Regions from separate parts of the Homo sapiens genome. Here region 1 is linked to region 2. Evidence: read pairs that join two places in POLR2A ChIA-PET (ENCODE). Cell type or tissue: GM12878. All regions are shown on one strand. Links, peaks and the distances in the headings refer to the core of each region. The heading gives the core; the rest is flanking DNA.

Region 1 (2,920 bases), core at 223-2,722, 93 kb before region 2:
CTCACACTAATGCCTTACAAGGTATCTTTGTCACCTTTTTACAGATGAGGAAACTGAGGCTCAAGGGGGTAAATTAACTTACCTGCTGTCACCCGTGGCTAGTAAATGGCTAGGCTTGGATTGTACCCCATTGATGTTGGGTGAATGGATGACATCAAAGCCTGTTCTCCACCACATTCCTCCAGGCAGAAAGTTTCAGGGTGGCCTGGAGGAAGCCTGCACCTTGTCAGGGGTTGTGGCGTCTGGATTTTCACCATCCGCAATCTTTAGGATTTAATTGCCCTCAGCCCCCAACTCCAAGTGATGAGTTTACTCTGAGCAGGGCTCTTCCTGGACAGTTGAGCCCCTGGGGAAATCACATGACATTTCTATGAGACCATTAGTGAGGCTTTGACATGATTACAAATCCACACCGTGAGACTACAGTTCATCATACAGACTCTACCTGAGATAGAGGTGCCTTAAGGAGCATGGAAACCACTGTGACTTGGGCAAGAGCTGGGGCATCTAACCGGGCGGTGGGAGGGTTCCGGAAAGAGTGATAGAGGCTGACAAAGAGAACCTTCACTCCACTGGCTCATGAGGGAATATGATCGTCATCTTGCAGATGAAGAAATGGGCCCAGAGATGGTGGGTGAGTGGTTTAGTTACATTGAAGTCATTTTTTCAGGTAGTCACCGACTCCAGCTTCTCTGTGCCAAAAACTTACATGCTCATACACGGGAAGCCAGAGATCAAATTCCATCTCTGCCCCCAAGAAACCCATAGCCTAGTGGCAGAGAGACAAATCATAAGAAGGCATGATACAACAGATCAGGAACTGTATTTTTGGCCGAGTACCCTAATGTTCACAGATATGAGAAGAATGGTGGAGAAAACACCCTTCCTTTTTCCAGAATAACTACAATGAATTGGCAGTCTGTAGATTTTAAAGAATGTTCACATGTCAGCCATGCGCATTGAATTCAAGTTTAGTGGGTGCGGTGGCTCACGCCTGTAATCCCAGCACTTTGGGAGGCCGAGGAGGGCGGATCACTTGATGTTAGGAGTTTGAAACCAGCCTGGCCAACATGATGAAACCCTGTCTATACTAAAAATACAAAAAAATTAGCTGGGCATGGTGGGAGGCTGAGGCAGGAGAATTGCTTGAACCCTGGAGGTGGAAGTTTCAGTGAGCTGAGATCACATCACTGCACTCCAGCCTGGGCAACAGGGTGAGACTCCATTTCAAAAACAAACAAACAAAAAATGAATTCAAGCTTAGTGGATAGATGAATACTGCTCTGTGAAGGTACATTTTGTGGATGTGTCTGAGATTGCATAAGCTGTGAGTGGCGGAGCTGGACTTGAACCCAGGTATCTCTCCTGGTTTCCAACATCAAGTTAGGTGAGCGGCGGCAGAGCTGGAATAGTGAAAGTCCTTATTTCCTCAGAATAACAAAGGATAGATGGACGGACATAAAGTAGGGAAGGCTGGAGTGATATCATCCCAAAATGAATCTCCTGAGAGGTTTGTGAGCTGCAGATCAGAACTGAAAGTGGCAGAGAGGCTGAAAAACATCTTCTCAACTGGAACAGTATGTGGCTTTCAAGTTGTATTTAGGGGGAGAGGAAGGAGAACCGCTATTTCAGGGAAGGGAACTGCAGAGACCCAGGCAGGGCCAACTCACAGCAGAGTGTTAGGCAGGCCAGGGAGGGGGAAGGGGAAGAAGGAAGGAACAATGATAGAACCCTGATTGTGTGCCGAATACTTTCCACACGCGATTTCATGTCATTGTCACATAAAACTATGACAAGGGATTCTGCTGTTACTTTTGGGTGAAGGGAAGTGGCTTGCTCCTGCCTGTGTTGTTGAGAAGCAGCAGAGGTAGGTTTGGAACTCTCATCTGCCGGACTCCAAATCCTGTTCTCTTCCCCCTTCCCCACACCATCTTCCCACCCTATTCTTCATGCTTCTGACTGTGGCAGCCTTTTGGCTGTCCCCGGCGGTAACGTTTCCATGCAATGACACAGAGCCAGTAATACATGTCAGCTTTAGTCAGCTCTGAAGAAGAAGGGGTCAGTTTTAGAGAGGTGGGAAAAATAACGGGAACAATCCTGGTTGGGGGCCAAGTCTACACCAAAGCCTAAAACTGTGGCAGGCAGGTGCCTTGGGTTGTGGGGGCCTGGAGTGCTGCCCACACAAGTGGACCATGGGTCATGAGGCCAGAATGGCAATTGGGGTCAAATATGATGGCCTGGAACCCCCATAGGTGATAAGGTTTATTGGAGGATTTTAGTGAAAAGAGCATAAAGAAACAATGATGAAAACACTTGCGCTGTTTGTGAGGTGGCAAGGGGGACACTCACAGACATGGAGGTCTTTATCTCACCATCTTACCTAGATGCTGAGAGGAAAATGCTTTCCAGGGACAGGGTTGGCGCTGCGTTTCTGGGCATCTCAAGTAGCTGCAATCAGGACAGAAGCCCTTCTTGGTCGCCTGCCCTGAATGGCCTGAATGTTCAGGGCTGAAGCCTTTGGAAGACTACCTGTGCATTCGCCTTGATGATGCAGGGTGAGGGCTTAGACCCACTGCTTCCAGAATGCCTGTGCATTCACCCCGATGATGCAGGGTGAGGGCTTAGACCCACTGCTCCAACCCTGTCCCTGGAAAGCATTTTCCTCTCAGCATCTAGGTAGGATGGTGAGATAAAGACTACCTGTGCATTCGCCCCAAATGATACAGGGTGAGTGCTTAGACCCAGTGCTCCCAGAATGCCTGTGCATTCACCCCGATGATGCAGGGTGAGGGCTTAGACCCACTGCTCCAACCCTGTCCCTGGAAAGCATTTTCCTCTCAGCATCTAGGTAGGATGGTGAGATAAAGACTACCTGTGCATTCGCCCCAAATGATACAGGGTGAGTGCTTAGACCCAGTGC
Region 2 (2,920 bases), core at 112-2,611:
GTGGGTGGTTGATTAGGCAGTTATGACAGGTGAGGGGTCTGGCATCTCATTGTCCAGATACTGTGATCTAGTGAGTTTCAGTTCCTTGATACTATTTGGCAGGACTGATGGTTGATTTCCTGAAAAAGGAACTCCGATAAAACAAAAGTAAACTTCTGAAGTTTTAAGACTGGAAGGTTCAATTTCTGTGTTTATTCAAAAGAAACCATACATCAATTCTATGGGACAATTGGGCCAGTTTCACCTCCTTTTTATTTCTTCACCTCGACTGACATGGAGTCTGAAGCTAAGCAGGGGATCAGTATGCACATGGACTGCTGAGAGGCTGCTCTTTCTCATGTTTAGTGTTGGTCACTGAATTCTGCCTCTGGTCCTTGGCTGTCTGGAGGAGCAACTGAACATGGACAAAAGGTAAAAAACTCATTAAAGAGGTGACAGATGTCACTCAGAGGAAATGAATACACCTTGAAGGGGGTATGTTTTAATCAGAGACAAAGAAGCTCTCCAGCAGTTCTAGAAAATGATAGCCAAGATTTGTTGATTATCATATGCCAGGCACTGTGCTAAACACCTCACATACATTATCTTTTTTTAATGTCAAAACAAACTTGTGAGGTGTTACTATTATTTTCATTTTACAAATGTGACACCAAGATTTAGGTAGATTGAGTTACTTGTTGAGAGTTGAACCCAGCTGTCTGATGACAAAGTCTATTATTATTTTCAGAAGTCTCTAAAATATCAGTCCTTCAAAACTCCATCTGGTCAATGGATCAATTGGGTTAGTGGTTTTTAAACTTTTGACCTTAGTCCACAGTAACAAATACATTTTCTTTCATGACCATGACTCATGACTCAGGACACACACACACTCTTATAACCTCTTTTTTTTTTTTTTTAAGAGAAGGTCTTGGTCTGTCACCCAGGCTGGAGTGCAATGGCATGATCTCAGCTCACTTCAACCTCTGCTTCCCAGGCTCAAGCAATCCTCCCACCTGAGCCTCCTGAGTAGCTGGGACTACAAGTATATGCCACTATGCCCAGCTCATTTTTGTACTTTTTGTAGAGATGGGGTTTCATCATGTTGCCCAGGCTGGTCTTGAACTACTGGGCTCAAGTGATCCACCTGCGTTGGCCTCCTCAAATGCTGGGATTACAGGTTTGAGCCATCGTACCCAGCCTGTACACTCATATTTACATGCCCGCATATGAAAAGTAAAACTGAAACAAAAGTTTCACAACTCAATAGTTGCACTTCCTATACGTTTTCTATTAAATTTTCATTTTATTGCAAAGAAAAGGCTTATTATAACCACCAAATTTGTACGTGGTAATTTGCACTTTGAAAGTCTTAGAATATTTTTAATCCTTTTTCAAATTATTGGATCCTTATGTTTCTGTATTTCTTGGAAATCCTTTTAGGCTTATCCCACCCACTAGTCATTCCAGGAAATACCTTCTCATCATATATATAGACATTTAGTATGACATGGTCATAAGATCTTAGAGTATTGTTTTGTAGAAATTGCTAAAAAGGTATTTTGTAAAGTGGATTTTTTTGTGTGTTTTGTAACAGGAGAATTTGCTTTTATTTATCTTATTACCAAAAGAAATTGTATTATACTGATCATTTCCATATGTATTTTTAAAGTTGCTTGGCTGGGTTGAATCTTTATTCTTTAAGTTACAAGGACATTGTATTCAAATAAAAGGAACAATCATAATATTATTAATTAGAGCAGTAAGGCTTTGGTTTCCATGCAAATAAGCATAATTGAAATAGAACTGAGTTTTTTTTAAAGTGGATTTTGAAACTGGTGGAAAAACTTGGAAAACAAATATCTCAAAGCTAAAGCAAATGCAATCTGTATATGTAAATGAGATTGATTAATTTTAGCAGGCAAATGAGAAAATCAATGATTTTCAAAATCGAGTAATTTGGTAACCATTAGTTTCATTAGTCTTTCTGTTTCAAACTTAATTATTTAAATATAGAACTAGATTGAAGTATAATTTATGGAGAAATCATCCTTAAATTAATTACATGCAAGCTTTCCCCTATAAATGGAAGAATTGAAGGTGAAATTATAAATGCTTATTGCAGAGCATGGAATCCTTTGGTCGTGGCTTGTTCGGGTTTGACTTGGGAGATGATGTGGAAATGGGAGTACACTAACTTTGACTCAAAGCAAGATCTGAATCTCAGCTTTGACTCTAACTGTGAGCTTTTAGGCAACTTTCTTAACTTCTAAAGGGCTTCACATTTCTTAACTATTATATTAGAGAATTATATCTATGTTGCAGAGCAATTGTACAGACTAAATAAGGAAATGTATGTGAAAATCTTAGCCTAGCGTCAGGCACACAGATAAGGCTTTTATTAGGAATGGTGTCCCCAAACCCCTCACCTTCCTGGGTGGATGGAGGAAGGCTTGGGTTCAGGAAATTCTGTGTTTCTGGGACTGCTTAGGGGAGAGTGCATGGTCTGCTGGCATTTCCCCATTAGTTAGCAGTATTCTTATCTATGACATTCTGTGGATCTCTCACAGCATCACTTCCATCAGGAAACCAAGATGGGCTTTAGCAGGTAGGTCCTTCGAATTGTTGAAAAGGCCAGAACAGCAGATGAGGTAGGGAGAAACTCATACATTTGGTTTTGTTTTTATTTCCCCATTGCAATGATTGGTTTTCCTAATATTTTTCATTTCCTCATCTCGCCAAATTGTCTCATTATGACAATCATGATAACCAATACTCATATGACACCTACTCAATGATTTTGTGGGATAACTAGGGTAGGTATTAGTCTGTTCTCATGCTGCTGTAAGGATATACCCGAGACTGGGTAATTTATAAAGGAAAGAGGATTAATTGACTCAGGTCCACAGGGCCCGGGAGGCCTCAGGAAACTTACAATTTT

What was found. ChIA-PET counts read pairs that join two places held together with the same protein. Peaks named below come from ENCODE experiments on the same cell type or tissue, not always from the same donor. Only the 100,000 strongest peaks of a DNase experiment are listed, where the experiment ranks them.
Region 1: POLR2A ChIA-PET joins it to region 2 with 6 read pairs; 3 of 35 experiments call an interaction of 5 or more read pairs at or near these places.

Annotation. Positions count from the first base shown.
Region 1 is chr2:11,851,346-11,854,265 of GRCh38, forward strand. All of the region lies in intron 4 of LOC105373430 (a long non-coding RNA gene), which reads left to right. Among named protein-coding and RNA genes, the nearest start is that of MIR4262, 16 kb to the left of the region's middle. In GM12878, for the core only: no CTCF peak of the experiment used is centred there; no DNase peak of the experiment used is centred there.
Region 2 is chr2:11,944,465-11,947,384 of GRCh38, forward strand. No RefSeq gene overlaps it. Among named protein-coding and RNA genes, the nearest start is that of MIR3681HG, 61 kb to the right of the region's middle. In GM12878, for the core only: no CTCF peak of the experiment used is centred there; a DNase peak (open chromatin) is centred at 1,187; H3K27ac peaks cover 1,105 bases.